Regions from separate parts of the Homo sapiens genome. Here all the other regions are linked to region 1. Evidence: chromatin loops called from intact Hi-C (ENCODE). Cell type or tissue: CD14-positive monocyte. All regions are shown on one strand. Links, peaks and the distances in the headings refer to the core of each region. The heading gives the core; the rest is flanking DNA.

Region 1 (10,753 bases), core at 1,671-9,670:
ATTAATTAAAAAGAGGGTAGGAAAAAGAAAAATTAGAAAGGTATAGAATTTCAACATAAGTTTATTGATAATCACATGAAATATGAATGCTTTAAACACTCTAAGTGGTAGATTTTCATATTGGATAAAAAAGGAAGACCCAAATATATACTGCCTGGAAATTCACTTGAAATACAAGTCGAGTGTGGTGGCTCACACCTGTAATCCCAGTACTTTGGGAGATCAAGGTGGTGGCATCACCTGAGGTCTGGAGTTCCAGACCAGGCTGGCCAACATGATGAAACCCCATCTCTACTAAAAATAAAAAAATTAGCTGGGCATGGTGGCAGTCGCCTGTAATCCCAGCTACTCAGGAGGCTGAAGCAGGAGAATCGCTTGAACCTGGGAGGCGGAGGTTGTGGTGAGCCGAGATCACACCATTGCACTCCAGCTGGGCAACAAGAGCAAAATTCCATCTCAACAAAAAAAAAAGAAATGTAATTACATAGATAAGTAAAAATGAAAGGATAGAAGTAAATATACAATACAAACTCTAAATGCTAGAATATGTCTCTTCCCAAAATTCACATGTTGAAATCCTAACCCCCAAAGTGATGATATTAGGAGGTAGGCCTTTGGGAGGTGATTAGGTCATGAAGTTGAAGCCCTCATGAATGGGATCAGTGCCCTTATAAAAATGATCCAACAAAACTCCCTTGTTCCCTACTGCCATGTGAGGTTACAGTAAAAAGAGGGCTTTCAATGAAGAAGTGCATCCTCACCAGACACTGAATCAGTCAATGCCATGATCTTGGGCTTCCCAGCCTCCAGAACCATAAGAAAAAAATTTCTGTTGTTTTTAAGCCACTCAGTCTATGGTATTTGGTTATAGCAGTCTGAATGGACTAAGACACTAATGAGAAGAAAGCTGGCATAGCTGTATCAGTAATGGGCAACATAGGCTATAAGAAAAAATTATCAGGGGTAAAAAATTGTTTTCATAATGATAAGCAGAATCAATCCATCAGGCAGACATATCACTCCTAACAGTGAATACACCTAATTAAAGAGACGTCACTCCTAACAGTATATACACCTAATTAAAGAGATGTAATATAAGTGATGCAAAATCTGACCTAAAAGTAGAAATAAATACACAATTATAGTTAAAGATTTCAATACTGCTCTCTCAGTAATTGAAAGAACAAGAAACCAGAAAATCAATGAGAATAATCTTATCAAGCAACTTGACCTAACTAACATTTATGGAACATTTTATTCAACTATAGTAGAATACACATTCTTTCCAATACACATTATTTTCAATGCCTAAAGAAAATTTTCCAATATAGATTATATGCTGAATCATTTTAAAATTCTGAATAAATGTAATAGGCTGAAATAATAAAGATTAATTACAGAGAACTGAAATCAGAACCCAATAACCAAAAGATTTCTAGATAGCTAATCTCAAGATATATAAAAATTAAATAGGACCAGGGCCAAAGAAGAAATAGAAAACCTGAATAGCCTATAGCTATCAAACAAGTTGAATTTATCATTTTAAAACTCTACAAAGAAAACTTAAGGCCAAATGATTTTACCAGTAAATTTCATCATAAAAGTAAACAGTAAATTATACCAATTCTACAGAAATCTTTCAAAATCAGAGAAAAACAAGAAAAATACTATAAGAAAATAGCAAACCAGTAGCTCTCATGAATGTAGACTCAAAAATATTTAACCAAATATTAGCAAAAAAACCCATCAATACATAAAAAGAAAAGTATTTCATGTTCAAATATGGTTTATCCCTGGAATAAAAGGGTAGTTTAACATTAGAAAACCAGTCAATATAAATTCAACCATATTAACAGAATAAAGGTTAAAAAAAATCATATGACCACCTTATTGTATGCAGAAAAGACTTTTAACAGAATTAAACACTTATTTATGGCAAAATTCTCATAAACTAAAAATGGAAGGGAATTTCTTAAACCTGATAAAAGGAATATATGAAAAGTGTTCAATAATATGCTTAACAGTGACACACTGAATGCTTTTTCCTCTATGATGAAGAATAAGGCAAGGATATATACCAACACTACTTCCATGCAGCATTGTCCTGGAAGTCCTAGAGAGTTCAGTAGGAACTAAAAAGCAGAAAGAATGGAGACAAAGAAGGCTGCATTTACTGAAAGATGACATAATGATGAGTACAGAAAATTCTTTTAAAATTTCAAGAAAACGTGTAGCCTGAAATACATAAAAATCAATTATCTTTCTATATAATCACAACAAATAGTTTGCAAATGAAATGTCAAACATGAAGTTTTATAGAAGCATCAAAACATGAAATCATTACTGACAAATTCAATAACACATGTGGAAGTCTCATACTCTGAAAACTATATAAAATTGCTGAAAGAAATTAAAGGAGACCTTTGAAAAATGGACACATACATCATATTTGTGGATTTGAGGATTCAATATTGGTCATATGTTATTTCAACCCAAACTGACCCATAGATTTAAGGCAACCCCAGAAGGTTTTGTTTTTAGAAATTGGCAGGCTGATTCTAAAATGTATATAAAAAACAAAAGTACCTAGAATTGCCAAAATAATATTGAAAGGAATGGGCAGAGTTATATAACTAACACCAGCTGATTTCAAAACAGTATAGTTACGGTAATAAAGACAGTGGCACTGGTGTGAGGATGGTCATTTAGATCAACGTGGCCAAAACAGAGTCAAGAAAGAGAACCAATCAGATCATCAGCTGGTTTTTGGCAAAGATATCAAAGCTATTCAAAAGGATTTTCTTTCCAACAAATGGTACTATATATTCATTTGGAAGAAAATGAACATTGTCTCTTACTTTACACCATTTGCAAATATTAACTCAATCACAGTATTGTAGACTTAAATGTAAAGGCTAATCTATTAAAGTCATCTATAAGAAACAAATGCAAGAAAAAATCTTCATGATTTGGAGGAAGGCAGATTTCTTGGAGAGAAGACAGAGCATATAAATCATAAAAGAAAAAAATATAATTTGGACTGTATAAAAAATAAAGACATATGCCTTCCAAAGACTGCAACAAGAAAATGAAAAGGTGAGCCACAGACTGGAAAAAAATAGATACAAAACAGATAAATGACAAAGGCCAGGTGTTCAGAGTATATAAAGAAATGCTATAAATTAATAATAAAAAGACAACCCAATTTTTTAAATGGGCAAAGATTTGATCAGACATTTCATGAAGAATATATATAAATGGCCAAGAAACACTGGAAAAGATGCTCAACATCATTAGTCAAATTAAAATAATAATGAGACACTATAGTTGTGCACCCAAGTGGGTGATAAGTATGGTATCTGACATACCCAATTAAAAACACTGACAATACCCAATTTTGATGAGGACGTAGAGTATTTGGAAATGCTGTGCATCGCTTGAGGAAATGTAAAATTGAACAACTTATTTGGAAATCAGTTTGACAATTTCTTATAAAGTTAAATACACACTTAGCTATACAACTCAATAGTTTTACTGCTAGGTATTCACTCAAGAGAAATAAGGACGTATTTCCATGCAAAGACTTGTACAAATATGTTCATAGCATCGTTTGTAATCATCAAAAAGGGGAAAGGCTCAAATGTCCATCAGCAGGTGAATGGATAAACAAATTGTAGTATATTTGTTCAATGGAATGCTACTAAATAATAAAAAGGAGCAATCATGGGCAACTGCTTTGTTAAAACTCATAAAGTGATTCATAGACACAAAAGAGTACATACTGTATGATCCCATTTGTATGTCATAAAATACATAGACTTAAGTAGACAGCCAAACACAGATCAATGCATGCCTGGAAGCAGAGGTGGGAAAGATACCACAAATGGACGTAAAGAAGCTTTTTGGATGGCGGCTATGTTCTAGATACTGATTGTGTTGGTTAAATAGGTTTATACTTTTGTCAAACCTCATCAAACTGCACTCTTAAAATGGGTGCATCTTATCTTATTGTATAGAAATTGTACCTAATTAAAATGAATTTTGGAAAAATGCTGGTCATGGATTGGTAAAGAGGCTCTGGAGGAAAGATGATCAAGCAGCGATGGAGGAAGGTAGCAGTTTTCTGGGCAAGTTGGCCAGTGAAGAATTCCCATGGTGAGAAGGCTGAAATACTTTTAAAGATAGGACTAAGTCATATTAGATTTTCAGTCATTTAAGTGGAAAAGCCATGTTCACATATTTTCATTAAATTCAGTTGACCTACATGTGCCTTGTGTGAAGAGCTGATTTTCAGCTGGTAAAGTAGTCACATGAAACTTTTAACAGCCAATGCCAATTCTGACTGGGGGTGATTTATTCCTATTCTTTAGTGTTCATCTCCATACTTTTTTGGGTGTTTTTTTTCTTTTCTTTTTTTTTTTTTTTTGAGACAAAGTCTCATTCTGTTGCCCAGGCTGGAGTGCAGTGGTGCGATCTCAGCTCACTGCAACCACTGTCTCCCAGATTCAAGTGATTCTCCTGCCTCAGCCTCCCAAGTAGCTGGGATTACAGGCACGCACCACTGTGCCTGGCAATTTTTGTATTTTTAGTAGAGATGGGGTTTCACCATGTTGGCCAGGCTTCTCTCAAGCTCCTGATATCAAGTGATTGCCTGCCTTAGCCTCCCAAAGTGCTGAGATTACAGGCGTGAGCCACCGTGCCTCGCCATACTATTATTTTTTAATCCAACTCCAGCTTGTGTGAAAGCTTTTTGTAGAAAAAGGATGAGATCCATATCTGGGTCAGAATGGAGCACAGGAAAGAAAAGCTGTAGAAAGTGAGACACATGGTCTTGTGAGTCTGACCTCTGTTGGGTTCTCAGAGTCAGAAGGAACTGTGAGCCTGTGAGACCCTGGAAGTTGCCAGAAATTTTGGAGAGTCCATTGGCTGTTCCCTAATCATGAGCTAGGGGCCTGGAGTTAATTATTTTTGATGAAGTACATTAAATAAAAATAAGTAAATAAAATATTTCCAGCTGTCCTTTGAAATAAATAAAATGTTTTATTTATTTCAAAGGACAGCAGACAGCTGGCATATGAGCTATGCCTTCATTCACCCCATGAGCTATGAAATCACTCTTTCTTCCTAATGGGTTCTGTGCCTTGTACAGATATCTGTGATTGAATCTGTGAAATACTATAGTCTCTGGACTCAGCAATGAGCTGGAGGTCTAATTAATCTTTATATCCTCAGCACCTCGCATAGGATTTGGCACAGGAAAGTCACTCCGTAAATGCTTGTTGAAGTAACCTTTGGTTCTTAATACAACCAAGACTTCCCATCGTTCATCAAGTCTTGCCCTTATTTAACTGTCATCAGTACCCTGGTCAGGGTTCATTTCCATGCTTCCCCCTCCTGGCTTCCTCATTTCTTTATTTTTTTCTCTTGCAGATGGTCCTGTGGTTTCACTTCCTATTTGGTTTCTGAACTCTCTGAGCACGAGACTTGGAGACGTGGAGTCCTTTCACTGCAGCTTTCAAAACCTTTCTTAGGGCTGATATGACAATTGCTGGCACTGCGTAATTGCTGTGTGGCTACTTGAAAACTTCTCCACTAGAGACTCACTGAGAGCACCTATTCTGTTGAATGGATTTGGCACAAGGAGGAGGAGAGAAGACAAATGGCCTGGGCTGGTAAGAGACAAAAGTGCCGTGTGTGAGTCTTGGCCCACCTACCTGCTGTGAGACTCTGGGCAAATCACCTGGTCCCTCTCTTCCCACATCTTCTGATGAGCCTTGCTGCCTATTTCCTGAGTAGCTCAGTGGCCACCAGAGACCCCAGGCTCTTTATCAACATTTCAAGATTGTGTAAGTTCTGGCATTTTGTACATTATCAAAAAGAGAAGGCTAAGACCTAAGTCAGGCTAAATTTGATTCAGGAAAACACCTGACGTTTTTGTACTTAAGTATCGAGGGGTAAATCACATCTTTTGCACCTGAATCCGTAAGAACTGTGGCCTAACCCTCTTCTTCTGGAGAACTCACTTTCCTGTCTTTCTGAGACTCCAGCTAGATAGTCCTTTGGCAGATGTTGACCCCATACTACCTTCTCCGTGGGCAACATCTGAGTGCATGGTCTACCTTAGTGAAGGACCTCTCCTTGCCCCTGAAGCACTTCTATCATCCTGGACCTCAACGTGGAATGGTGACCCCTACCTGCCCCACCAGTCACGACCACCTTCTTCCAGCACCTCCAATGTGTCTGCCCTCCAGCACCACCTGCTCCCAACGTAAGACTGCTGGGGTGAGGTTGCAAAACTTGTGTCTCCCTTAAGTATGGCTTCTGTACAGGTTTGTACCCAGTTGTATTTTAATTAAAAGCTTGGCTCTCTAACAATGCAGGTTCTAAAGAGGCCTTAGTTTGCTCCCATTGCCAGTCTTCTTAGAGACTAAATTCAGTCAGCGGGGGAAGGCTTTGCCTCTGCTTAGGATTGGAAGCCTCCATATGCATAATTGCAGAGGGGCAGTAGAGGAGACTAAATGCTTATCTAACCTATGGTTTTTATCAACGGTGGTCGGTTTGTTATTATTTTTAAATGAGTTAGATTCACTTTAAGATGTAAATGGAAAATGGCTCCCAAGTTGTCACAGGCACAGTGCCAAGTATTTCAGACACTTATGAATATCATTAGATAATTATCATATTTGCTGTCAATAGCACTCATTAATCTCGTGTTCAGGGAGAGGAGCCCTTCAGAGCATAATTGCTGCAGTTAGAAACATCTCTATCCCAAGTGCCAAGCAATTCCATGTGACCTTCCCCTATAGACAACCCCATAGTTCTATGTGATGCCATCCTCTGTAGCCACACACCCCACCAAATTCACAGCACCTCTGCCTTTCCCCTAAGTAACTAAGGGTCTCATTCAATTCCATTCAACCAAATGTATGGACCTCCTTCTGTGTGCCAAATGCTGCCCTTGTGCTAAAAAACATAGATGTTCCACCTCAAGGTGTTCACAGTTTAGCGTTGCTGATAAAAAGGCAAGCAAATAATCTCAACTCCACGTAACATGCGCAGTAGGAGAAAGATGTGCAGATATGGTTCATTAAAAAGGAGTTACGCCTATAATCCCAGCAACTCAGGAGGCCAAGGAGAGAGGATTGCTTGAGGCCAGGAATTTCAGACAAGCCTGGGCAACATGGCAAGACCCCATCTCTAAAAATAATTAGGCAGGTGTGGTGGCACACACGTGTAGTCCCAGCTACTCGGGAGGCTGAGGTGAGAGGATCGCTTGAGACCAGGAATTGGAGGCTGCAATGAGCTATGATGGCACCACTCCACTCCACCTCCAGCCTTGGTGACAGAGTGAGACTCTGATTCTAAAAAAAAATAGAAAAAGAAAAGGAAGGAAGGGGCTCTCTCTGGAAGACCAAAAGAGGTCACCCAAAGAAGGTGATGTCTGTCTGCCTTTTAAAGAATGAATAGGAGTTTAGAATGCAGATTGACTGGAGGAAAAGTATTGCTATGTGAGGCTCCATTGCTTCTTCTTCTCTGCATTCTCACCCCCACGTTAGTAGACATATCTAGGGTACTGGGAGGTGGAAAATAAGAAGATAGAGTGCCCAAGGGATTTTACTTTTGAAAGGAAAGATAAGACTAGCTGGTGAGAAGAATAGATTGGCGGGAGGCCAAATGAATAATAATTACAGCAAACACATTACCACACTTACCAGATGCTAGGCGTGGTTCTAAGTGCTTTACAGGTATCAGCTCATGTAATCTTTGTCCCCATCTTATAGATGTGGAAAAAAGATTAGGTAATGTACCCAGAAACACACCGCTGGGAATGGGAGGGTAGAGAGTGAAACTCAGGCCTGCTGGTTCTTTATTCTGACAACTGTGAAACTACAGTAAAGGAACTATCCGGCCACATTTGGCGAATGCTTTCATTGAGAGCTGCATTTGAGGGGGAAGGGGTGAAATGCAAATGAAAGATACTGAGAGTAACCAAAGTGCCAACAGAGGACTTTTTTTTTTCTTGAAACTGAGTCTCACTCTGTCACCCAGGCTGGAGTGCAGTGGCACCATGCTGGCTCACTGCAACGCAATCTCTGTCTCCCGGGTTCAAGCGGTTCTTGTGCCTCAGCCTCCCAAGTAGCTGGGATTACAGGCATCCACCACCAGACCTGGCTAATTTTTATATTTTTAGTAGAGATGGGGTTTCACCATGTTGGCCAGGCTGGTCTTGAACTCCTGACCTCAAGTGATCCACCAGCCTTGACTTCCCAAAGTGCTGGGATTACAGGCATGAGCCACCAAGCCCAGCCCCAACAGATAGTGGGGCAGTGGCGCGATCTCGGCTCACTGCAAGCTCTGCCTCCCAGGTTCAGCCTCCCAAGTAGCCGGGACTACAGGCGCCCGCCACCATGCCCGGCTAATTTTTTTGTATTTTTAGTAGAGACGAGGTTTCACCGGATTAGCCAGGATGGTCTCCATCTCCTGACCTCGTGGTCCGCCCGCCTCGGCCTCCCAAAGTGCTGGGATTACAGGCTTGAGCCACCACGCCCGGCCTCCAACAGATAATTTTTAAGAAACTTTGCTATTTCTTTGCCCCCATGCCTGCCCCTAACACACATCACAGCTTTAGGTGTTTCCTCAACAGGCTATAATAAAGATATAAGTTGTCTCCCATGGTTTCGTATTCTGCTGAGCTAGTTTTTCTTTAAATGTGATGCCCTGCTGAGACTAGCACTGTCTGGGAGTGAGGGGAGCAATCAGTATGAGAAGAGTGTAAACTGTTCAGACAGAGGTGGCCAGATTAGGGAGAAAGTGACACAGAGGAGGGCACTGGGTGTTCCAGGGATGCAGGGGCAGCCTATGCATGGACATGGGACAACCTGCTGTTTGGGGAATTTCTCTGTAACACATGATGACAGAATTGAGTTCATTTTCCATCTCTTCCAGATTAGCCCAGAGACCATGTCCCAACAAAATGCCACCAGGAACTCATGTGGGACGGAGCTGGAAGATGCCAGCGGTTGCCCCTTCCCCATGTTAGTGCCTCTTTTCTCCGCACCAACCCTCAGTTCACACCAGAATGAGACTGCCTGCATTCACTTTCTGCTCTTACTTCAGAGAATGTGGCTTATTCTCAGGCAATGAACCAGAGGACAACAGACATTTTCTTTGAGGGAAATGCAACTTTTTGAAATTAAAAGGGCATTTTGTTTTAATTGAAGAACATTCAGATCAGAAACTGGGTTAAAAATAAACACTGCAGAGCCAGACACAGTGGCTCAGGCCTGTAATCTTAGCATTTTGGGAGGCCAAGGCAGGTGGATCACTTGAGGCCAGGAGTTCAAGACCAGCCTGGCCAACATGGCAAAAGCCATCTCTACTAAAAATATAAAAATTAGCAGGGCATGGTGGCATCGGCCTGTAATCCCAGCTACCTGGGAGGCCGAGGCATGAGAATCGCTTGAACCTGGGAAGCGGAGGTTGCAGTGAGCCGAGATCATGCCACCACACTCCAGCCTGGGCAACAGAGCGAGACTCTGTCTCAAAATAAAATAAAATAAAATAATAAGTAAACCCTGCAGAATCTGAGAGAACAGAGCTCTCGATGTGGGGGTCTGATCAGTTTTCCAAGCGTCAACAGACTGGTCCTTCCTAGGATGCGTGTTTCTTCTGCGGTCGTGTTTACACATTGGTTTCTGGCAAGAGCAAAGTGTTTGCTTGTGACCTTAAATAAAATGCAGACATCACCTCACTGAGTCTCATCAAAAGCAGAACTTGTCCTCTCATTCATCTTTGTCAGACCAGCAGGAGCAGCCAGGCTAGGTCATCCAGGGTGACAGTCTCCTTCTCCATGGAGGTGAAGATTTCATCCTGCATTCTGCTAATCGGGCTTGGGCCCGCCTTAACCCTGTGAGTGGTTAACACTCCATTAAGCCCCAGCATTTCACTATGGATTGTTTCTCACCAGGATCCGGGAATTAAGGACCATACAGGTAAGTGTGGGGTTGGTTTTCAAGGGTGCTCAACAGATACAGCCCTGGACTTTTAAAATAATATTCCATTATTCATTTTAAGGACCCCTCTTCTCTCTTTAAAAGTAAGATTCCTGCATGAGATCCAGACTTACAAACTCTCCGATCCCACTCTATGCCCCTACCTCTGGAACCCTCTACCTCTCCTGGAGGATGGTTCACAGGATGTGGGAGGGCCCAGGGGGAGCTGCAGTGGGGTTGCTGCCAGTCTGCAAGTCGGAGGAGAACTGTTTATCCTATTAGCAAAACCAACAGAGCCTGGCTTCGCCCTGCACTGAAAATTCCCCAGGGCACTGAGCAGCCTATGACAGACTATTTTGGAAACTGCTAGAAGAAGGGATCTGTTCAATGTTATTTACAATCCAGTAAACCATAGCATTTCCCTGGTCTAGCCAGATTTCTAACTGACCAGACCAAACTCTGCAAAGCTTTTCTAGTGCTCAGCAAACGTGGTCAGCTCACGGAAGAGCTGCTCATATTCCAGGTCATCATCTGAGCCTGAGCACGCAGCTACCATGGCCCCAAGCGACATGCACACATCTGGCAGGCACACTCAGTCCTGATTCTGTGGGGACGGATTGGGAGGGACAGGCAGACACAGGATGGTGGAAGAGTTGGGACTGATGTGGATCAGGGAAATGGCTAGACCTAGAATGTGTTCAGCAGACGCAATTCAGGCCCAACTTGCTCTCTGGTTCTCTGCAGAGATATTTCACAGGCAG
Region 2 (10,753 bases), core at 1,278-9,277, 85 kb after region 1:
CAGAAATTACAATTGACATCTCAGCCTTAGCCTCATTATTCCTGTGTGTGTCACTCAGTCTGCTCGTCTGGTTAAATAACAGCCCAAAGAAGGAAGAAACTCTGACTTATCCTTTTTGTATTTATCACAGTACTTGAAAGGACTAGGTGCACAAAATAACCAGAAATTCTTGTTCCCTGGCTAAGTGGAATCTAGCAAAGGCAATAACTTTATCCAACAAAGAAGGAGTTCTCTTCCTTCCCATTAAAATTTCTGTAGCCTTTAAAAATAAATAAGTAGGTACAGGCCAGGCAGAGTAGCTCACGCCGGTAATCCCAGCACTTTGGGAGGCCAACGCGGGCAGATCACTTGAGGTCAGGAGTTCGAGACCAGCCTGGCCAACATGGTGAAACCCCGTCTCTACTAAAAATACAAAAATTAGCCGGGCATGGTGGCACACACCTGTAATCCCAGCTACTCAGGAGGCCGAGACAGGAGGATTGCTTGAACCAGGGAGACAGAAGTTGCAGTGAGCCAAGATAGCGCCATTGCACTCCAGCCTGGGTGACAGAGCAAGACTCTGTTTCAAAAAAAAAAGTAGGTACAATGTACAATGTAATTAAATCTATAATCCAGTGATCTCATTTCTGAGACTCTATCCCTAGAAAGAAATCTGGAAAGTAGGAAAACAATGTAAAGATATTAATTCCAGAAATATTTGTAATAGCCCCACATCACATGTAACAACAAAGCAATGGATAAGTATTCTCTCATGGGAACATTACAAAGCCATTTAAAATAAAACTAGTAAGACTTCCTAGCAATACATAAATCAAACATAATATCCTATTATGAGTGAGCAGAACAATATAAAATTGTAGGTATACTCAATTATTGAACAGTAAAAACATGGATACTAAAATCAGAATGGAAGCAACACAGATTATTATGGCTCATGTTATGTTGTAAAAACATGAGTAATTATGAATTTTCTCTTTTCTTCTAAATATTTATTATTGTTATATTATTTTCAAAATTAAAAATCGAATTTTTTTTCTAAATTGTATCACCAAAAATTTCAAATATATATATTGTTGATCATTTCATTGGATCTTCTAGAAATAAAAATCAATCACTATGGGGCTGTTCCTTAACCTTTTGACAATATGAGGTATGAACACTTAACAAAGTCTTAGACGTTCCGTCACAAACCAGGCTTGAACTAGTTTTGAAGGACACAGCAGTATTTTGGTTTGTCTGAAGACGGGTTACACAGAGGTCCTCCATGAATTTTGCTTTCTAACAATTCCATAATCTACAGTGAAGACTTACATTCCATGAAAATGTTTAAGTTGGTTTCCTTTACTTAATTCATGTGTTAAACAGTAGTTCTAACTCAAGTAAAGGTAGCCATTGAGCATTTGTTCTGTGCGAGCCACCATAGTAAGAGCTGTAGAGAATTTAAAAAGAAAAAGAGCCTATGTAGTCACTGTCTTTCCAGAGCTTATGATTTAGTATAGGGAAGAAGAAAGTCTGAAACCAAAAAGAATTTAATACAAGGCTAAACATAATTGTCATGGCAAATAGAAAGAAAATAGAGAGTTAAAGGAGGAAGAAGCCACATCTCTTTGGGGGTCAACATTTCAGACAGTGGATACAGCCATAGGAGTGGATGAAAGCAAAGAGGAGGGAGAGAGAAAGGGGCCTGGAGACCCACGTCATTCATGGCATCTGGGAGACCAAGACTTAGTGAGGGCAGAGAGGAGAACCCCGTCAGGAATGAAGTTGCAGAAGACACAGCAAGGCGACGTGCAAGAGGGACCCCAGGGCTCAGTGGGGCAAAGGGACAGGAACGCTGGCTGAGTCAGAAGTGGAAGGGGAGGCTTCATAGATTTCACCAAATGACTTCAATTACTTCACCATGAATTTTCCTGAAACCTCTTTTAGTGGAATGATGTGGACAAGGGCCAAGAGCCATGGTTGAAAAAGCAAAAGGGAAGAAAGGGACTTTAAGCACAGCAGGGACACAAAAAGTCAAAGAAGAGGTTTTTAAAATTATTATTTATATGGAATTTACTTAGAAGTCTAAGAACTTTTTTTTTCTTTAGCAGCCCAGTTTTTCTAGAAGGGCTTATTTGAAAAGAATTCCCTTCTCATTCCTAGCAATTCCTCTCTAAGAGTCTTACATTATTATTATAGACAATGGTTTCTGGGCCATTCTTCAGTTTTGGTTATCTGTCCATTCTTGCTAGGGTAATATATGAATGTAACAATAATTGCAGCATTATAGTGGGTTTTTCAACATCTGGCAGAAGTTCCCCCTCATTGCTTTTCTTTTTCTTTTTCTTCTTCTTTTTTTTTTTTTTTTTTTTTGACGGAGTCTCGCTCTGTCACCCAGGCTGGAATGCAATGGCACGATCTCAGCTCACTGCAATCTCCGCCTCCCGGGTTCAAGTGATTCTCCTGCCTCAGCCCCCTGAGTAGCTGGGACTACAGGCATGTGCCACAGCGCCTGGCTAATTTTTGTATTTTTAGTAGAGATGGGGTTTCACCATGTTAGCCAGGCTGGTCTCGAACTCCTGACCTCATTATCTGCCGGCCTCAGCCTCCCAAAGTGCTAGGATTACAGGTGTGAGCCACCGCCCCCGGCCTTTTTTCCTTTTTCAAAATGTTCTTAGCTATATATTTGGCTGACTCCCTATTGCACTCATTCTTTTTAGGAGGATAAATATATATACATAGAGAGGGTGTTATATATATAGTGTTATATATAGTTATATTATATATATCCTCCTAAAAATATAAAAACTATATATATAGTTTAAAAAATATCAATATTAAGCAGTAAAAATTACCACTTAAAAAGTATATATATAAAGTAAAAAGTTAAAGCTTAACTTTATCCCTAAAATACTACCTATCTAAGTTCTAACTCCAGGTAAGTACTAGTTAGGAATTTAAACCCATCCATCTGACAGTTTCCTGAATGTATACAGACATACGATATGTAAATATATATTGGCAAAAATATTTCCAAAAGGGGGAAAATGTCCATCCCCCCACGGAGAGAAAAGCACAGGATCATGTGGCCTCTCACTTCCCCTCACTCTTCCTCTGGGTGGAAGAGCATGATTAGATCCTCCTGTCTCTCCTTTAATTCCTTCTACCTACCCTCCCCATGTCCCCACCACTCTTAGTTTAGAAGTTCTACCATTTACTGCTACATTACTAGGGTTTACCTCCCTGTTTTCAGCAGCCTTATTTAAACCTAAACCTAAAAGTCTTTATAAATATACTAAAATTAAATAAACACTTTATCTGCCCATTGGATTTGTCACCCAGGCTGGAGTGCAGTGGTGTGATCTCAGCTCACTGCAACGTCTACCTCCCAGGTTCAAGCAGTTCCCGTGCCTCAGCCTCCTGAGTAGCTGAGATTACAGGCACCCGCCACCACACCTGGCTAATTTTCGTATTTTTAGTAGAGACGGGATTTCACTGTCTGGTCTTGAACTCCTGACTTCAGGTGATCTGCCCACTGCAGCTTCCCAAAGTGTTGGGATTACAGGTGCGAGCCACCACACCAAGCCAGGAGTGAAATGTTTAACACACTTGTATGCCTTTCAGTCTTTCCTATCCTCACCCCCTTCAACACATGGCTTTGTTTTAAATAATATGAAACCACTTTACTTGTTGAAATTTTTCCTTAAGAGCAAGAGTGGTGGACACAGCCTAGAGTGACCCCTAGGGAGTCACACCCTTGTGTAATTCCCTCCCTTTGAGTGTGAGCTTCCAACCAAGAGCAAATGGCAGTTAAGACATTTTGAAGATGCAATTAAGGTCCCTAATCAGTTGACTTTGAGTTCCTCCCAGGTGGGCCTGGCCTAACCAGGTGAGACCTTTAAGAGGGTCCAGGCTGGGTGCAGTGGCTCATGTCTGCAATCCCAGCACTTCGGGAGGCCAAGACAGGTGGATCACCTGAGGTCGGGAGTTCAAGACCAGCCTGACCAACATGGAGAAACTTTGTCTCTACTAAAAATCCAAAATCAGCTGGGCATGGTGGTGAATGCCTGTAATCCCAGCTACTCAGGAGGCTGAGGCAGGAGAATCGCTTGAACCCAGGAGGTGGAGGTTGGTGTGAGCCGAGATCACACCATTGCACTCCAGCCTGGGCAATGAGAGTGAAACTCCATCACAAAAAAAAAAAGTCCAGGCCTTCCCGGAAGTTCAAGACTGGAAGCAGTGGGGTCTCTGTCATAGTTGCTAGCTTTCAAAGAGCAAGCTGTCACAAATCCTACAGCCACGAGGATATAAGTTCTGCCAATAACCTAAGGGGACTTGGAAGCTGATTTCTCACTATTCAAGCCTCAGATGAGAGCTCAGTCAGTCAATACCTGGCTTTCACCCTTGTGAGCCCCTGAGCTGGGAATTGACTAAGCCACACCTGGACCTAGGAAACTGTTAGGTAATAAAAGCATGTTGTTTAAGCCAGTACCGGGTACTGATTTGTTATGCAGCAATAGATAGCTGATACAGAAGGCGGATCTACTTTTTTCAAGAGACTTTCCTTCACCATTATATTACCATTCACAATCACATAAATATCAAATATTTAGATTTATGCCTGCATTTAAAGGCATACATCTCTTCCTTCCATTCTCCATCTTCCCCTATCTGGATATCTTTGTTTTGATTTAGTTCCTATTTGGTGGCGATGCTTATTAAGGTACTTATCTTAGGGTATAGGGTGCTATATTTTCTGTATCCTTGAATGTATGGCAATGTCTTTCTTTTGCCCTCAAATATAAACAACAAACTCCTAGTCCTTTTCATTTAAAAGTCTGAAACGCTGCTCTGCTATTCTTTACCTCATGATAGAGAGGGGCAGTACAATGCCGATTTGATTCTCTTTCTTCTGTATGTAACCTGTGATCCCTTCGAAGAATCTTGTAAAAAATTCTCTTTATCCTTGCAGTTACAAATTTTACCAGGAAATCTCAAATTGTGTATCATCTCCTTCATTAATCCCATTACTGCCCTGTGAGCCCATTCTATTTGAAAATAAGACTTTCTTCACCTCACAGACACCTCCTTCTAGGAGTTAGTTAATTCTGCTTCTATTTCCACATGCTCCTTCTTCTGGAGCACCCATCGCTCAGGCAGAAGCAGATCTCTCAAATCTTTTCTCCATGTTTCCTGTCTTTTCACTCGTGGTTTCCACTTCCTCATATTTTGATTCTCTCATGCACTAGTTCCTCCTTTTTATTCAGATCCAAATTCAATTTTGAGTAGTGTACATTACTTTCTTCACTTCCTTTCTTGAGTGTTTAGAGCTGTTGTTGCAATTTTTGTTTTTATTTCCCAAAACTTTTCTCCCTCTCTGAGTTGCTGGCGTGGGCTAGTGTACTGGCCAGGCTAGTGGGTGGAAATCTTGGCAGAGACAGACAACATAACACATTCCCCTTCAGGGATGGATGGGCAGCCAATGGGGCCCTGTGTACTAAGGCATGAGGCAGAGAGAGGCCTCCCAGTTTGGTGTTCTCAAGGCCACAAAAAATGGGGGGGCCAGCTCAGCCTACTGTGCAATTTCCTTAGACAGCAGCCCGTAGCCATGAGATCAGTACACCCCTCTGCCTCCTAGGGTCAGACGCAGCACAATTACAGCATGCACTTCCTCTCTATAAGCTGAAGGATTTTTTTGGACTAATCTGTTCATTGAGTCATCAGTTCTCTCTGGAGCCCTCATCCCCTGTTCTTGTGGTTAAGCAAAGGCTCCCAGCACACATACCCTTTCTTGAGACCCCAAATCTTCAGATGACCCCATTCAGGGTCATCTACCTTATTGAGCCATCCCTAGCAGAGAGTCAGGAGGGATCAGAGATATTGAATGTCAATGTGAGCTGCCATCTTCCTAGAATCTTCATTTGTTCAGAGTAAGAAATCCATGAAAATATTTATACACATGGAAAGGAGCAAGGGGAAAGAAGGAGGTTGAAGATATGTAGAGAGAAAGGTAATAGATAGATAGACTCAGAACTGAGAAGCCTGAGAATGAAGCCAGCACATCTGCTGTTGTGTCCTGGTAGATGTTAGTGGAGTTTGGTTCTAACCGAACGTCATACTCCAACAGAAGCATCAGATCTGTGGAACACAAAGTCAAGACCTGGCCCAGCTTCAGCCCTCTTATCCAGGAGCTTAATCAAGTTTTCAGTGTAGCCTACAAGGCCATGAGACTTGCCAAAAAGGTTACTAAATAAAGGTAGGTTCATCCAAAGAGAAGCAACGGTGAGGGCAATGCAAGGTCTCCAGCCAGGTGGATGGCATCAAGCAAGCAGCAATAGGAGCAAGCGGTTGAATGAAATGGCTATAAATAGAGCCCACAAACGCATTCCAAAATCTAAACCCGGCCCCGTAGTTATGGCTTAGAGAAATGTGTGCAACAGCTGATAAATAGGTTCTCCTGGAACAGGGCCGTCTGAGGATATCTGGGCTCCAGGAAGCCTTGCCATCCACAAAACGTGGCCAGAGGCCAGTGAAGATGCTGGGAAAGGGCTTTAGGAACCACGCTGACCAGGCTTATAGGGGAAGAGCATTACTGTCCACCTCATAGGGTTCTCGGGGGGATTTAGTGAGCTATGCACATTAGGGGTTAGAACGGGGTCCACACATTGGAAACACTCTGTCAATGTCGCCTGTTTTTAATAAGCATTAACTTACTTGCTGATACATGGGACTCCGCCTGCCTCCTCCCCAAGAAAGCACAGCATTCTATCTCTGCATAAGAAGCTTTATAGGACGGCATCCTTCCTCTTCCACAGTTTTCACAGCCATGGTCTCTAACCTATGTCTGACAGTCCATCTTAATATTACTTTTTGTTTTCAGCTTTTTACACATTCAATAAAAAAGAAAGCGAGGATCCACAAAGAACAGGACAGGAAAGGGGGTTGTTTCTCAATCTATCAGGAAGAAACCAGAGACTTGCAAATTGGTCTCCTTGGACCGATTAATCATGCCAGCTTCAGCATTTGATTGTTATTCTGAACAATTCATGGTCCAATTAGAGGTTTATGCATTTACACTGAGAAATACATGACGTCATTTAGAGCCATTCTGGCACAGGAAGGCCAGGCGGCCTCTCACCTTTGTATTCTGCCAGGCACACACACTCATAGCCATTAACGAGGTCCCTGCAGGTGGCTGCATTCAGGCATGGAGCGGAGAGGCACTCATTATATTCCTCCTCACAGTAGAGGCCATGGTAACCTGAGGGACAGAGAGAAAGGCCCACTGTCAAATGCATCCCATTTACAACCCACGCGGGACCAGCCTGCAAGGAAGGCAGTTGGGGGTATTCATTAGAAAGTATGGTATAAACAGATGGGATTTCAGGAGCTAGATCTCTTGGGGTAAAGTTGAAAGGTGGATTTGGGGGAAGGCTATGAAGAAAGCGCCTGTTCTTATCACACTTTTTCATGATCCCAAGTATAAAAGAAGTGATTCCATTTATCCACTGACATTTTCATCATAGTGCATCCAACAGTGCTGGTGTTAGGGTGATCCAGTCACTGAGTGTGTCTGCTGTGGCCATCAGAGATAGTGAATGAGCAGGATTTACGGCAGGGGAGGAGCAAACAGCTCCCTTCAAGAGTGAGAACCTGGCTCGGTGTGGTGGCTCATGCCACCACAAAGTGCTGGTAATCCCAGCACTTTGGGATACCGAGGCAGGTTGATCACTTGAGCTCAGGAGTTCGAGACCAGCCTGGCCAACATGGTGAAACTCTGTCTCTACTAAAAATACAAAAAATTAGCCAGGCGTGGTGGCGGGCGCCTGTAATCCCAGCTACTCAGTAGGCTGAGGCAGGAGAATCACTTGAACCTGGGAGGCAGAGGTTGCAGTGAGCCAAGATTGTACCACTGCACTCCAGCCTGGGCGACAAGAGCAAAACTCCATCTCAAAAAAAAAACAAAAGAAAACAAAAAGTGTGAGAGCCACATTAGAAAAGTATATCTGTATTTCCTTTTCAAGTCAGAAAAGAAAATTAGCTCAAAATGCTTAACTGAAATTATTGATGAAATGTGAGGGTATTTTTGTTGTTATTGCTTGTTTAAAGATATGATTATATAAATTATAATATTTTAAATTGTACCTAAATGTTTAAATTACTAAAGAAATAATCATGTGAGTGAAGAGAAAATAAACCCACAATTTCTTGATAAAGTGGATTTTACCCTCCTATTTGCAAAACAGGTGTTTATTCTAAAGGACAAGAAGACAACATTCTTTGAGATTCATTCATGAGGGTTATGCTGTTTTCAACTTTTGAAAACATGTGTTACTGCCAATTTGCAGTGAAACCAGGCCATTTTTGTCCAGCCCTGTCCAAACAATGAAAAACATGTGAGTGTTTTCAAAAGTCACACTGACTGTGTTCGTTCTGAATTCAGATAAGCAGAAAAAATAAGCCCTTATCCAAGTAGGAATTAGAACTACTAGCTTTTCCCTAGCCTTTCCAGCTCACAACCAACTCTCAAACTCAGAAAGTCCCATTAGAACATGCTAATATGTTGAACTGCTTTGTTTCTTGTGCCTATCATAAAAGTAGGTTAAGCTCATATTTGCATTATTAACAGAGCACTTTTCAAATATGTTGCCATTTCAGTTGTTTTTGAACAGCTTTCCAAATTTAGGTTGTGATAATGGCCCCTTTGAGGAGCCCTTGACCTACCTAAGACAAATATACTATAGTTTTCAATTCTTCTGAAAAGTAGTATGTTACCCTACTTTTTGTAACTTTAGGGAAATATTTCTATTACCCTTCATTAGATTATTTTCATCATGTAGATAAGAGGTACTCAACTAGCAGCAATTTTGTCCCCCAAAGGACATTTGAAAATGTTTGGAGACATTTTTCGTTGTCACAACTGGAGGCAGGGGGAGGGGTTGCTGCTGGCATCTAGTAGGCAGAGTCAAGAGTGCTGCTAAGCATCCTACAGTTCTACAGGAGGCTGCGCAGGACAGCCTCTCACAACAAGACTATCCAGAAAAAAATAACAATACAGCCAGGTTGAGAAACTCTGTTCTAGACCAGGGGTCAGCAAACTATGGCCCACAGATGAAATCTATCCCAGCCTGTTTTTGCAAATAAAGTTTTATTGGGACACAGCCACAGTCATGCATTTACATATTGTCTATGGCCGTTTTAACACTACAACAGAGGACTGAGTGGTTGCAACAGAGACCATATGGCCTGCAAAGCCTAAATATTTACTGTCTGGCCCTTTGCGCAGAACAAGTTTGCTGATTCTTGATTTAGATTCAATGAAAGATCTTTCTTTTAACAAGAGTTTTGGATATTAACCCCTTATCAAATGTATTGTTTGCAAATATTTTCTGCCATTCCATAGGTCACCTTTTCATGCTGTTGATTGTTCCTTTGTTATGCAGAACCTTTTAAGTTTGAAGCACCACTTGTATATTTGTGCTTTTGTTGCCTGTACCTCGGATATCATATCCAAGAAGTCATTCCTAAGGCCAATGTTATGAAGTTTTTCCCCTACGTTTTCTTCTAGAAGTTTTATACTTCCAGGCCTTACATCTAAGCTTTTAGTCCATTTTGAGTTGGCAGTTATGTAAGGTACAAAATAATACAAATGGCCAACAGGCATATGAAAATAACATCACTAATCAACATCACTAAAAATCAGGGAAATGCAAATTAAAATCATAACAAAATATCACTTCACACCCATTAGGATGGCCATTATAAAAAACAAAACAAAACAAACAAAAACAGAAAATAACAAGTGTTGGGGCAGATTTGAAGAAATTGGAACCTTTGTGCACTGTTGGTAGGAAGGTAAAATGGTACAGCTGCTATGAAAAACTACAGAGGTTCCTCAAAAAATAAAAAATAGAACCACCACATGATCCAGCAATTCCATTGCTGGGTACTCAACCAAAAGAATCGAAAACAGGATCTGGAGAAGGTAATAGCACTCTCATGTTCATTGCAGCATTATTCACAATAACCAAGAAGTACAAACAACTTGATGTCCATTGACAGAAGAACGGACAGGTCAAGCAAAAGTGGTACATAATACAATGGAATATTATTCAGCCTTAAAAAGGAAGAAAATCTTGTCATGTGCTACAATATGGATGAACCTTCAGGACATTACATTACATGAAATAAGCCAGTCACAGAAGGACAAATACTGTATGGTTCCACCTATATGATGTATTTTTAAAATAGTCAAACTCACAGAAGCAGAAAGTAGAATGATGATGATTGCCAGGGTCTGCGGAAGGGGAAAAATGGAGAGCTGCTATTTAACTATGCAAGATGTTATGCAAGATGAATAAGTTCCAGATATCTGCTGGAAAACAGTGTGTGTATGGTAAATAATACTGTAATGTATACTTAAACATTTGTTAAGAAGGTACATTTAATGCTGTGTTTTTTTACCACTATATATATAAATATATATGTATTATTAAATATACATATTTTAACCACTATTATATACAGATATATATTTTACCACTATCTGTATATCTATATCTATATCTCTATATCTATATTTTACCTACTATATATATAGTGGGTAAAAAATACACAACATAAAAAATATATATAGTGGTAAAAAACATACAACATGAAATATATATATATATATAGAGAGAGAGAGAGAGAGAAAGTGGGAGAGAGAGTAAAAATATATACATATATATCCATGTATATGTAAAGAGTTAAGTGTCTTTTGCTTCTCCTAATA
Region 3 (10,753 bases), core at 1,523-9,522, 49 kb before region 1:
CAGCAAGAAAGCAGGAAATCATCAATGACCTCTTAAAGTGCTGAAAACATTCAGGATTTATCTGTTGGTAGTGGTGTAGTGGATGTTGCAGCGTGCCATCCAGATACCCCCTTCAGGAGCACTGAGTTCATTGCCTCAGCAGCCAGGAACATCAGATGATGCTGGGAGTGTGAGCCAGTGACCCCGTCTGAGTCCCTCTCTTGGCATTGCCTTCGGCCAAAGAGAGCTGACTTGCTCAAGGTTTTGCTCCCTCCCTTGATGCAACCCACCTCCAAAGGCCGGCTAGTGTGGGGGTGTGAAGGCCTCAATGGGGGACAATCGTGGAGGGCCATCCCTACTCTAGAGCCTCCTATTGGATCAGCCAAATCTCAGTTGCAGCTGCCTCAAGAGTCCAGCTTCTCTTCTCATTCAAAATTCCTCATTTGCTTCCAGATTCTTAAGTAGGCATTTGGAAGCTGGACCACCCACTGGATAGTAGCAGGTAGAGTACTGCTCACTGCTGGGAGGTGGTAGGGTAGCAGGGCTATTGTTAAACCTTTCACCAGTGGTGAACTGAAATGGAATACAAATGGAAGGAAATGTGCTGATAGGTGCACTGCCCCCAAGCATTAGAGAGACTTAGGGGAAATAGTAATTATAAGGATTACAGAGTCAGATGGTTATTGCTGAGTGCTGTGGATGCATCAGAGAAAGACATGGAAATGCTGCTAGTGATTATGGCTCGTATGAAAGCCAGGGTGCTCCTTTGCAGCATATACAGAGACCCTCATCTCCTGCAGCTAAATGAGGGAGAAAGCTGAGGATCAGGTCCAGGAATTCATTATACAGACAGTGGAGCTCCAGAGAAGATTGAATTCACCAGTCCAGTAAGTGTTGTGGCAAGTTCAGAACCTTTAATGGGAAGGAGTGAAACCCTGAGGCTTAGGTTGTGAACACAGGTTTCTGCCCTTTGGAAATCTTGAGCTCCCAGGTTCTTCCATCTCTCTGCACCTTGAGAAATGGCCCACTTCTCTATTGAGAGTAGTGCCGCTTTCCTTGCTCGTGAAAGATGCATCTAACTCTGCTTTGCAAGATAACTATTTTAACATAATTGATTTTTATAAAACACTGCACATGACAAAAGCAGAATACACACTCTTTTAAAGTGCAAATGGACATTCACTAATATAGACCATACACTGCTTCATAACACAAGTCTTAGTAACTTTAAGAGAATTGGAATCATACAAAATATGGTCTCTGACCACAACAGAATTAACTTAGACATGGATAACAGAGAGATGCTTTGGAAAATCTGCAAATATTTAGAAATTAAACAATACACTATTAAATAATCTGTGGTTTAAAGAAAAAAATCACAAAGAAAATTTAAAAATATGTTTAGTTAAATAATAATAAACAACCAGCCTATCAGAAATGTTGTATGCAGCAAAAGCAGTATTCAAGAAGAATTTAGAACTTATATTTAGAAAAGAAAAGATGTCTACGATCAGTTATCTAAGCTTCTGCCTTAAGAATCTGGAAAAAAGAAAGAGCCATCTCATGGGGACTTTTCAGCATTGCTGCTTGGAACATAAAATGGCACAACCATTTCAGAAAACGGTTTGGTAGTTTCTTATAAAGTTGAGCATATGCTTATCATATGACCCAGCAATTCCACTTCTAGGTGTTTACCCAAGAAAAATGAGAACATATGTCCACACAAAGATGCAAGTATTTATAGCAGCTTTATTCATCATAGGCCAAATTGTAAACAACCTAAGCATTGATCAACAGGTAAATAGCCGAACATATTGTGGTACGTCCTTACGGTAGAATACTTCTCAGCAGTAAAAGGGAACATGCCACGAGCAAATGCAATGACATGGATGAACCTTAAAAACATTATGTTGATTACTTTAAAAAGCTCAACATCACTGACCATTAGAGAAATGGAAATCAAAACCACAATAAGATACCATCTCACGCCAGTCAGAATGGCTATTATTAAAAAGTCAAGAAAGAAGAGATGCTGGGAAGGCTGTGGAGAAATAGGAATGCTTTTACACTGTTGGTGGGAGTGTAAATTAGGTTAACCATCATGGAAGACAATGTGGTGAGTCCTGAAGGATCTAGAACCAGAAATACCGTTTGACCCAGCAATCCCATTACTGGGTATATAGCCACAGGAATATAAATCATTCTATTTTAAAGATATAGGCAGGCGTACGGTCATTGCAGCCCTATTCACAATTGCAAAGACACGGAATCAACCCAAATGCCTAGCAATGATAGACTGGATAAAGAAAATGTGGTACCTCTACACCATGGAATACTAAGCAGCCATAAAAAGGAATGAGATCATGTCCTTTGCGGGGACCAGGATGGAGCTCGAAGCCATCATCCTCAGCAAATTAAAGCAGGAACAGAAACCCAAACACCACATGTTCTTACTTGTAAGTGGGAGATGAACAGTGAGAACACATGGACACAGGGAGAGGAACAACACACACTGGGGCCTGTGGGGGGTGGTGCTGCAGGAGGCTGCAGGAGGGAGAGCACCAGGATAAATAGCTGATGCATGCGGGGCTTACTACCTAGGTGATGGGTTAATAGGTGGAGCAGAGCACCATGGCACACGTTTACCTATGTAACAAATCTGCACATCCTGCACATGTATTCTGGAACTTAAAATTATTTTTAAAAACATTATGCTGAGCAAAAGAAACTAGATACAAAAGACTCCATATTATATAATTCCATTAATATTAAATTCTAGAACAGGCAAAGCTTATATATAGACACATAGTGATGGAAAGAAGATTAGTAGTTTCTTAGGATTGGAGGTGGGGAATCCCAGGGGGCGGGTGGTAATTGAATACAAGTGGACATGAGGGAGCTTTCTGAAATAATGGAAATATTCCTGATTTTTATTGTGATGGTGATGAATCAAAACTCACCAAACTGTACACTTAATGCACATGCATTTAATTTCATGTAAATTATACCTCAAAAGAATTTATTTTAAAAATTATTTTTGATTTAAGTGATAGCCATGCCCAGTTACTTCTGATTTCACATGCTGAGAGGTCAGCAGTCAAGAAAAATACTGATCCTGCTGCAGGGGTCATTGACCTGCATTATGGAGAGGATGTAGGGCTGCTCCTATAAACACAGGCAGGGAGGCCTTCATTTTGACATTCATGTGATACACTAGGGTATCTCTTAGAACTCCCCTGCCCAGTTTTAACAGTAAATAAATAAATGCAGCAGTCATGGCCTGAGAAGGACATGGTGACCAGGAGTTGAGGTCCCTTCAGGTATGATGGCCCGGGTCATCTCATCAAGTGAACTGCTAAGACCAGCTGGGTTGCCAGCCGAGGTTGAATCAAACCTGGAATGGGTAACTAAGGAGGGAGATGATGCGCATCAGTGGGGCCTTGACTCCAGGTCACGGTGCATTGATGAGGCTGTGCTGACTCCCACTCATCTTTCCTTATAAGCTTCCTCAGGGAAAGAGACCTGTAAGAAACCTGGAGCCTCCAGAGTCAGACAGACCTGAGTTCAATTATCATTCCAAAAGCTCACCGGAAACTAAAACCACAGAAACAGTCCCACTTAATCTTTACATAAATACAATGTTCTAGAATTTTTAAATTTTGAATATTTTAATGGAGGGTCATATTCTGTCCTACTGACAATACATTAAACATTGGGCCCTCCATGTTCCCACTACGATCGCTGCAGTCAGCAGGCAGTCACCCTTGCTTCCTTGGGCTACCTACAGTGAGTCAATGTTCTCATCTTTCCTTCTCTGATATATAATTCTTCAATGGAATTAAAAATCCAGTTTTAGAACATTGTGTGGAATTAAGGGATACAGTGGAAATGTTTCCAAGTTTTAGTCTCTGGCGAGTTACTGAGCCTTTCACTATTTAGCTTCAGGGTTGAGATCCATCATTTTGCAATTCTGAGATTCCCCTCCACCCACTGAAAGGATCATTAATATTATAAGAGTGGATAAGGAAAGAGTCCTTGCTTTGTTAATCTACGGTATGTTTAACATGAATTTATAAACATCATAAACATTCCTCCTTAATCACTGTCCTGTGATGTCCTCATGAAATGTAAGAAAGCTTATGGTCTTCAAACATCAATAAGGACAGGCGTGTGTGCAGAGTCCGGGTCTGGATACCAGCCCCATCCCTGCCACTACAGCACCAGGTGACTTTGAGAAAGTCACTTCACCTCTCAGTCTCATTGTCTTCATCTGTAAAATAAATGATTTGGATTCGTTTACCTCTAAGCTCTGCTCGAGCTTTAAAATTTTATTATTCTATTCTTTGGCTAATGATCCCATTAAAAGTATATAATGTAGTACATCAATAACACTAATGGGATTCTTTAAGGCCCATGACTGCTTCACATTTCTTCACCATCATTCAAATCTATTTTCAGAATAGGAGTAGCTGTGTGATTTGCCCTTTGGGGATCTCCAACTCCAAATATGGTGCATAAGGTTAAGGAGCGAGATTAGAAGTTATTTTATATCCTAATATGTTGGTAGAAGGCAAAAAGGAAATCTCATCCCATAAAATAATGAATCCTTGGTTGCTAAGAACATCATTGTTATACTGCTAGTGGTGGTAGTATCAGTCCCGACAAGTTTCCCTAGAACTGGATAATTTCAAACACAAACTACTTCAGTGGGATTCCACCTAATGGGTTCCATTTGTGAGTCCAGTTCCATTTATCCTGTCGTATTTTCCATAGGATGTTATCATCCTTGACCCTCATTTCTGCCTAACATCCATCTAGCTGTCCTCTAGCCATGGTTTAAATGTATAGCGAGTGATTGCTAAGAACAGTAACTTTATTTTCTGAGCCAAAAATAAAAAAAAAACAGTAACCTTATTTTCTGAGTATTGGGATTACTCGGAATTCTGTACCTACCTAGTAGCAAGAAATTTTCCCGTGAAATAGTACTTGAATTCTCAGCACAGATTATAGTTTATGTGGACAATGGATAGAATATTTGAAATCGGAATGATTGTATTTCTAATGTCCCTACCAATGCCCAGAAACCGTGGTAGTGTGATTCTAACCATGTTCAAACCATAATAACAATCACTAATAGGTTGGCGCAAAAGTAATTACAGTTTAATGGAAAAACCACAATTCCTTTTGCACCAACCTAACAGCTATTACGTTTACTTTTAATGGCAAAACTACAATTGCTTTTACACCAACCCACCTTCTGGTAAACCCTTATCTTTGCAAGCCACTTGGCTCTGCGTCTTACTTCTACCACCGCTTGGATCCTCACAACAACCCTATGATGTAGGCGCTCTTATGAGTCCCATTTTGCAAATGACAAAACTGAGGCATAGAAGCATTAAATAATATACCTCAACTCACAATGCTAGCAAAAGACATAGCTGGAATTCATATGTAGGCATGTCTGGCTCCAGTAGTTCAAGTTCTTAGGCACTAGGCTAGACAGGACTGTCTCATCAACAAATTTCTAAGTCTAGAAGGACCTGAGAGACCATCTAATACAATCCAACTCTCTGAAAGATTAACTGATGTGTAAAAACTCAACTGGCTAGTTAGTGGTAGGCTAGGACCAGACCTCTAGAATCTCTGGCAGATATATTGCAACAAATAAGACCCAGGGTTTATCTAGTGGTCAAATTGTGCCAGCCACTGAGCTGTGCATATCTGAAATATATTATCTCATTAGTCCTATCAACAACTCCAGGCACTATATTACCTCTACCCTATGAAACAGGTAATTGAAGCACAGTAAGTTTATACAGAGTCACACAGAGCTAATAAGCCAGGATTCAAACATTGCTAGTCAGTCTCCAAAGCACAGGCTGTTGACTACCATCCACCAGGGCTCAGGTAAGGAAAATGGCCCAATGTGGTGGTTCCAAAGTCTCCTCTACTCCTAAGACCTGCACTCCACATCCCTGGGTTGAGTCTTGGCACTGGCCTTTCTTTTATCATCGTCTGAGCTCACTCCCTTTCTGTGGTTTGGCACTGACCACAGACTGTCTTTTGAGCCAGTTCCTGAGTGACTGTACGGAATCCCTTTTTCACTTAAGCAATTCCTAAAACTACGTTGACGTAAATCCAGCAAAGAGTACGAGAATAGTCATCCCCCAATTTCTCAATGTGTTTTAATCTTAAAAAATATTCCCCAAGAATTATGCAAACAATATGAATACTTTTATGACTCTTAGTACATGTTACCAAATTGTCTCCAAAAAAGATTGTGAAAATATACAGTCAGCAGCAAAATATGAGAATATCATGTCATCATTAGCATTGGATATTTTCATTCAACTCTATTAACAACTTTAAAAACAAAATGCTTTATTATTTTAGTGTGCATTTATTCAATTATAACTGAAATTGAACATTTTTCTGATATTAAAATAGTTGTATTTCTTTTATAAGTTATCTGTTCATATCCCTCTTTTTAATGCAACTGTCTGCTGCATATTTAATTTCAAAATTTATTACCATAGGTAATAAATATTAAATCTCTATGTTTAAGTGCTATTCCCTTTCCAACTTCTAATTTTGCTTCAGTTACTTATTGATTACAATGGTCAGAGAATTTTTGGTTTTATTGTTTATGTCCCTTATACCATCCTCTAATAATATTTTTTCACTGTAAGTCACAGTTTTATTCTTTTAAGATTCCCATATAAGACAAATAGTTTTAAATATGCTTGCTATTGAATGCCAAAAAGGCTTTAAGGCAATAATTTTTTTCTGATTATACTTTTTATACATCTCATACATTTTAGTTAAAATGTTCTTCATAATTCTATAAAACATACACTTATTTAGACAGCATTTTTGGGCCTGAGTTGTCAAAATATTTCAAGTTTATATTATTTATTTCTATTTTTATTGTATTACAATCAGACAATGTTATACTACTGTATATTATAATAAATTATTATTATTACGGTTTTGTATATGTGAATATTTGGCCTATTATGAAAATGCTTCATATGTGCTTCAGGAGAAATATACTCTTGCTTTTAGCAATACACACTGTAATATGTCTTTTAATCTTACTTTGTAATTATTTAATTTTTCTGTTTCCTTACCTTTTCTTCCAGAATGACTTTTAGAATCAAAATGTCCCATTTCTATCATGTTTATGTCATTTTTCTCCACATATGTTAAACATTTTTTGAGACATAAATGTCATTGCAATATTACTTGGATCATAGTTTCAGTACTACTGTTATTTACTAGTAATTCTAATTTTACAAATATAAAATAATTCTCTATGAAATTTAAGATATCTTGTTTGTTCCTATCTAATTATATTTACTTTGATTTCTTGCTCTTTATTGTTTATAGTTCACTGACATATTACTCTTACTGTTAATATTTTAATATCATTTTCCTTCTTTTGCATTTTCAAAAAATCTGAAACCTTATTTACCACAGACTTATTAGTAAATAAATAGTATTAAAAGTATTATTATACATATTATATATGTTATATTTGACTTCTGTATAATTTTTAGCTTGATATTTACTTTTTCATTCAATAATTTCTTATTGATATTTATTTTTACCTTCTTGATTTTTAAAAATATAATTTATACTGCTTTTTAATTCTGCTTCTAATTTCATGAAAGTTTTTTACATACATTTTCAACCCACATTTATCCTACTTTAAGAACTCATCATTTTTATGCCAATCATGGTGGACAAGAAATTTAGTGTGTAGGTTTATATTTTTCATCCTGATACTTATTAGATGTTAAATTATCATTTGAAAAAAAATAGGAAGAAAATTTCTCGGAAAATATAAGGCCGGGAGAGAAGTCTAGCCTTAGCAGATATTAAAACATATTATAAAGCCTCATAGCATTGACTCTTAAACATACAAAAATACCAACAGAACAAAACAACAAATACTGAAACAGACCCAAATGCATATAGAAATTTAGTGTACAATAAGGATAGCATCTCAAATTGGTGGGAAAATAATCAACTTTTTAAAAAGTGGTACTTGAATAACTGAGTAGCCAGATGGAAAAAAGATAAAAACTAGATTTATTCTTTTTTGGTACATTGAGATAAATGTAAAATACAAGAGAGATTTAAATAGGTAAAATATAAAATCTATATGAGTATGAAAGAAAATATAAATGAATTTCACTATAGGATAAATTTTCTATGATTCAAAATTTAGAAAATAAAAAAATTATAAATTTGACAAGACACAATATCTTTAGAAAATTTTTTATAGCAAAAAGTTTTGTAAGCAAATTATTTATTGATAAGTGACAAATAAAAGCTGAAAAACATATTTGAAAATTAACCACAGAAAAGTGCTAATATTCCTAATGTATAAAGAACTTATAAAATAGAGAAAAAGGGCAATAACTCAAAGAACACCAAACAGGATATATGAGCAAACTGTTCACAGAAAAAAAAATGTAAATGGCTCTTAAAATGTGAAAAGATGGTCAATCTTGCTCATAATGGAAAAAAATGAATTAAAACTACATAAAGATATCACTTGTCACTATTAGATTGGCAAAATAGAATATATTTTTATAACATATTGATGAGGTTGTAGAGAAACAAGTATTTTTGTGCTTTGCTGGTGGGAATGCAAATAGCACAATCCCTGTGTACAGGAATTTGGCAACATCTGCCAAAATTGTATATCCATATGGCCATTGACCCAAGAATCCTACCTCTGGGATGCAATCTCAAAGATATCCTGGCAAAATATGAAAAGATACATACACAGGTTATTTATGACAGTGCTTTTGTAATGCGAAAAGAAAGGAAGCAATTCAAATGCTTATTAATATGGAATTGATTAATAAACAATGGTACATCCACACAAGGAAATACTATACATCTGTAAAAGACTATCTCTATAAGCTATGGTGTTCTCCAGGATACATTGCTAAACAAGAAACAAAGAGTAAAGAACAATATACATAGTGTGGTGCCAAGAGACAGGGAATACACACATACACACACATACAAAATGGTAACTAATTGTGATGATGGATGTGTCCGTTAATTTATTTATGGTAATAATTTCACAATGTATACATATAACAAGTCTTCTCATTGTATACCTTGAATATGTAGTTATATTTGTCAATTATACTTTAATAAAGCTGGAAAGAATAATAACAAAAAATGACAATTGGTAAATAAAGAGAAAGAATCAAGCATTTCTCTTGACTTACCTACACAAACTATACTTAAGATAAACAAATTGTTGATGTGGCTAAGGGTTTTTGTTGTTTTTCAAGCATTTCAGCTAATAAATAAGAAATAACATTTTTCAATCCTCAATGAAACGATGAATCTAGAAAAAAATTTAGTTTCTGCTAAAAGCATTATGTAAAATACTAATGAAGGATTTATAAGGTATAATTCAGTTTGTTAGCATCTGCATACACCAAATAAACTAAATACCATAAAAGGAAGAGACCAGAGACTCGTCTATAGAAGCAAACACCAACAATTAAGGATTTTTGTCTTAAAAAAACAGCAATCAGATAAAGCATCTAGATCAGCCCTGTACATTATTTTCTAAGCAATTGAAGTGTGGCTAATTTGAACTGAGATATGTTATAAGGGTAAAATACACATGGGATTTTGAATACTTAGTACAAAAAGTAAAATACTTTATTAATATTTTAATATAGTATATATTAAAATGATAATATTGTGGATATACTGAGTTAAAATACTGCATAATATTAAAATCAATCTGACTTACTGCTTGTGGGAATGTCAAATGGTACACTCACTGTGGAGAAGAGTTTAGCTGTTTTCTAAAATCTTCAACCTATACCTACCATATGACCCAGTCATTTCACTCCTAGGTACTTACCCAAAAGAAAAGAAAGATTGTGTCCATAAAAGACTTATGAACAAATGTCATAAGTAGCATTCATGGGGGTGGTGGATATATTCAATATCTTGATTCTGGTGATGGTTTCAAATTGTACACTTTAAATATGTTCAGTTTATTCTATGTCAATTATCTTTAATAAAGCTATTATGAAATTAATTCCATCTGATTCTTAGTACTCTCTTTAGATATCTACTGGAAAATTTGCAATTACATATGTGGCTTGAATTACAATTCTGTTGGACAGTGCTGGTCTAGACCTAACCACCATTTTGTAGAAGATATGGGGGACAAAAAAGCACTTTAAGCAAACCATTGGAATTCAATCAACAAAACTCAGAATGTGGACACTGTAGAACAAATGACCAGATTTCTTCAACAGTTATATGACAAGGGAATTATGAAAATTAGATTAAAAAGGGAATAATGAAAATTAGCAGTGTATGAGCTTTTTTGACTCTGATCTGAACAGTCAACCCAAATAGGAGATTTGACTACTGATTTTTTGAAGCCATTAGGGAGTTAACTATTAATTATTTTGGGTATACTGGTTCATACAGACTCTCTCATCTCAGCCCACCAGAGAGGACAGCTCTGCTCTCCATAATGTCCACAAATGACAGACTGAGTAGCTTTACTTTCAAAATCTTCCTCACAAATTCCTGATTATTTGTCCTCCAGAGATGTGTATAGATTATCCCAGTAAGTGCTGAGGAAAAGAGACAACATCACAACATCAACTATGACCATCCTCAGAGAATTAAGGATAAAGTAACACTTAGTAGCCATGGGAAAGTTATCAGTGACTGTGCCAATATGATGACTAGATTCAGTAATAACACCCAG

The links. Peaks named below come from ENCODE experiments on the same cell type or tissue, not always from the same donor. Only the 100,000 strongest peaks of a DNase experiment are listed, where the experiment ranks them.
Region 2: it touches region 1 in a loop (4-fold over the local background); 3 of 110 quality-filtered maps call a loop at or near these places.
Region 3: it touches region 1 in a loop (4-fold over the local background); 2 of 110 quality-filtered maps call a loop at or near these places.

What each region holds. Positions count from the first base shown.
Region 1 is chr2:229,325,714-229,336,466 of GRCh38, forward strand. No RefSeq gene overlaps it. Among named protein-coding and RNA genes, the nearest start is that of PID1, 60 kb to the left of the region's middle. RefSeq lists an enhancer at 4,915-5,995. In CD14-positive monocyte, for the core only: no CTCF peak of the experiment used is centred there; DNase peaks (open chromatin) are centred at 5,448 and 7,908; H3K4me3 peaks cover 1,353 bases; H3K27ac peaks cover 5,741 bases.
Region 2 is chr2:229,410,991-229,421,743 of GRCh38, forward strand. It overlaps DNER (delta/notch like EGF repeat containing), which reads right to left. Exons shown (of 13, transcript NM_139072.4): 9 at 7,118-7,240. It overlaps LOC107985994 (a long non-coding RNA gene), which reads right to left and starts at 260. Exons shown (of 3, transcript XR_001739917.2): 1 at 1-260. RefSeq lists a silencer at 2,326-2,544. In CD14-positive monocyte, for the core only: CTCF peaks have their summits at 5,716 and 5,920; DNase peaks (open chromatin) are centred at 5,251 and 5,541; H3K4me3 peaks cover 2,186 bases; H3K27ac peaks cover 5,002 bases.
Region 3 is chr2:229,277,271-229,288,023 of GRCh38, forward strand. No RefSeq gene overlaps it. Among named protein-coding and RNA genes, the nearest start is that of PID1, 11 kb to the left of the region's middle. In CD14-positive monocyte, for the core only: no CTCF peak of the experiment used is centred there; a DNase peak (open chromatin) is centred at 6,061; H3K27ac peaks cover 1,759 bases.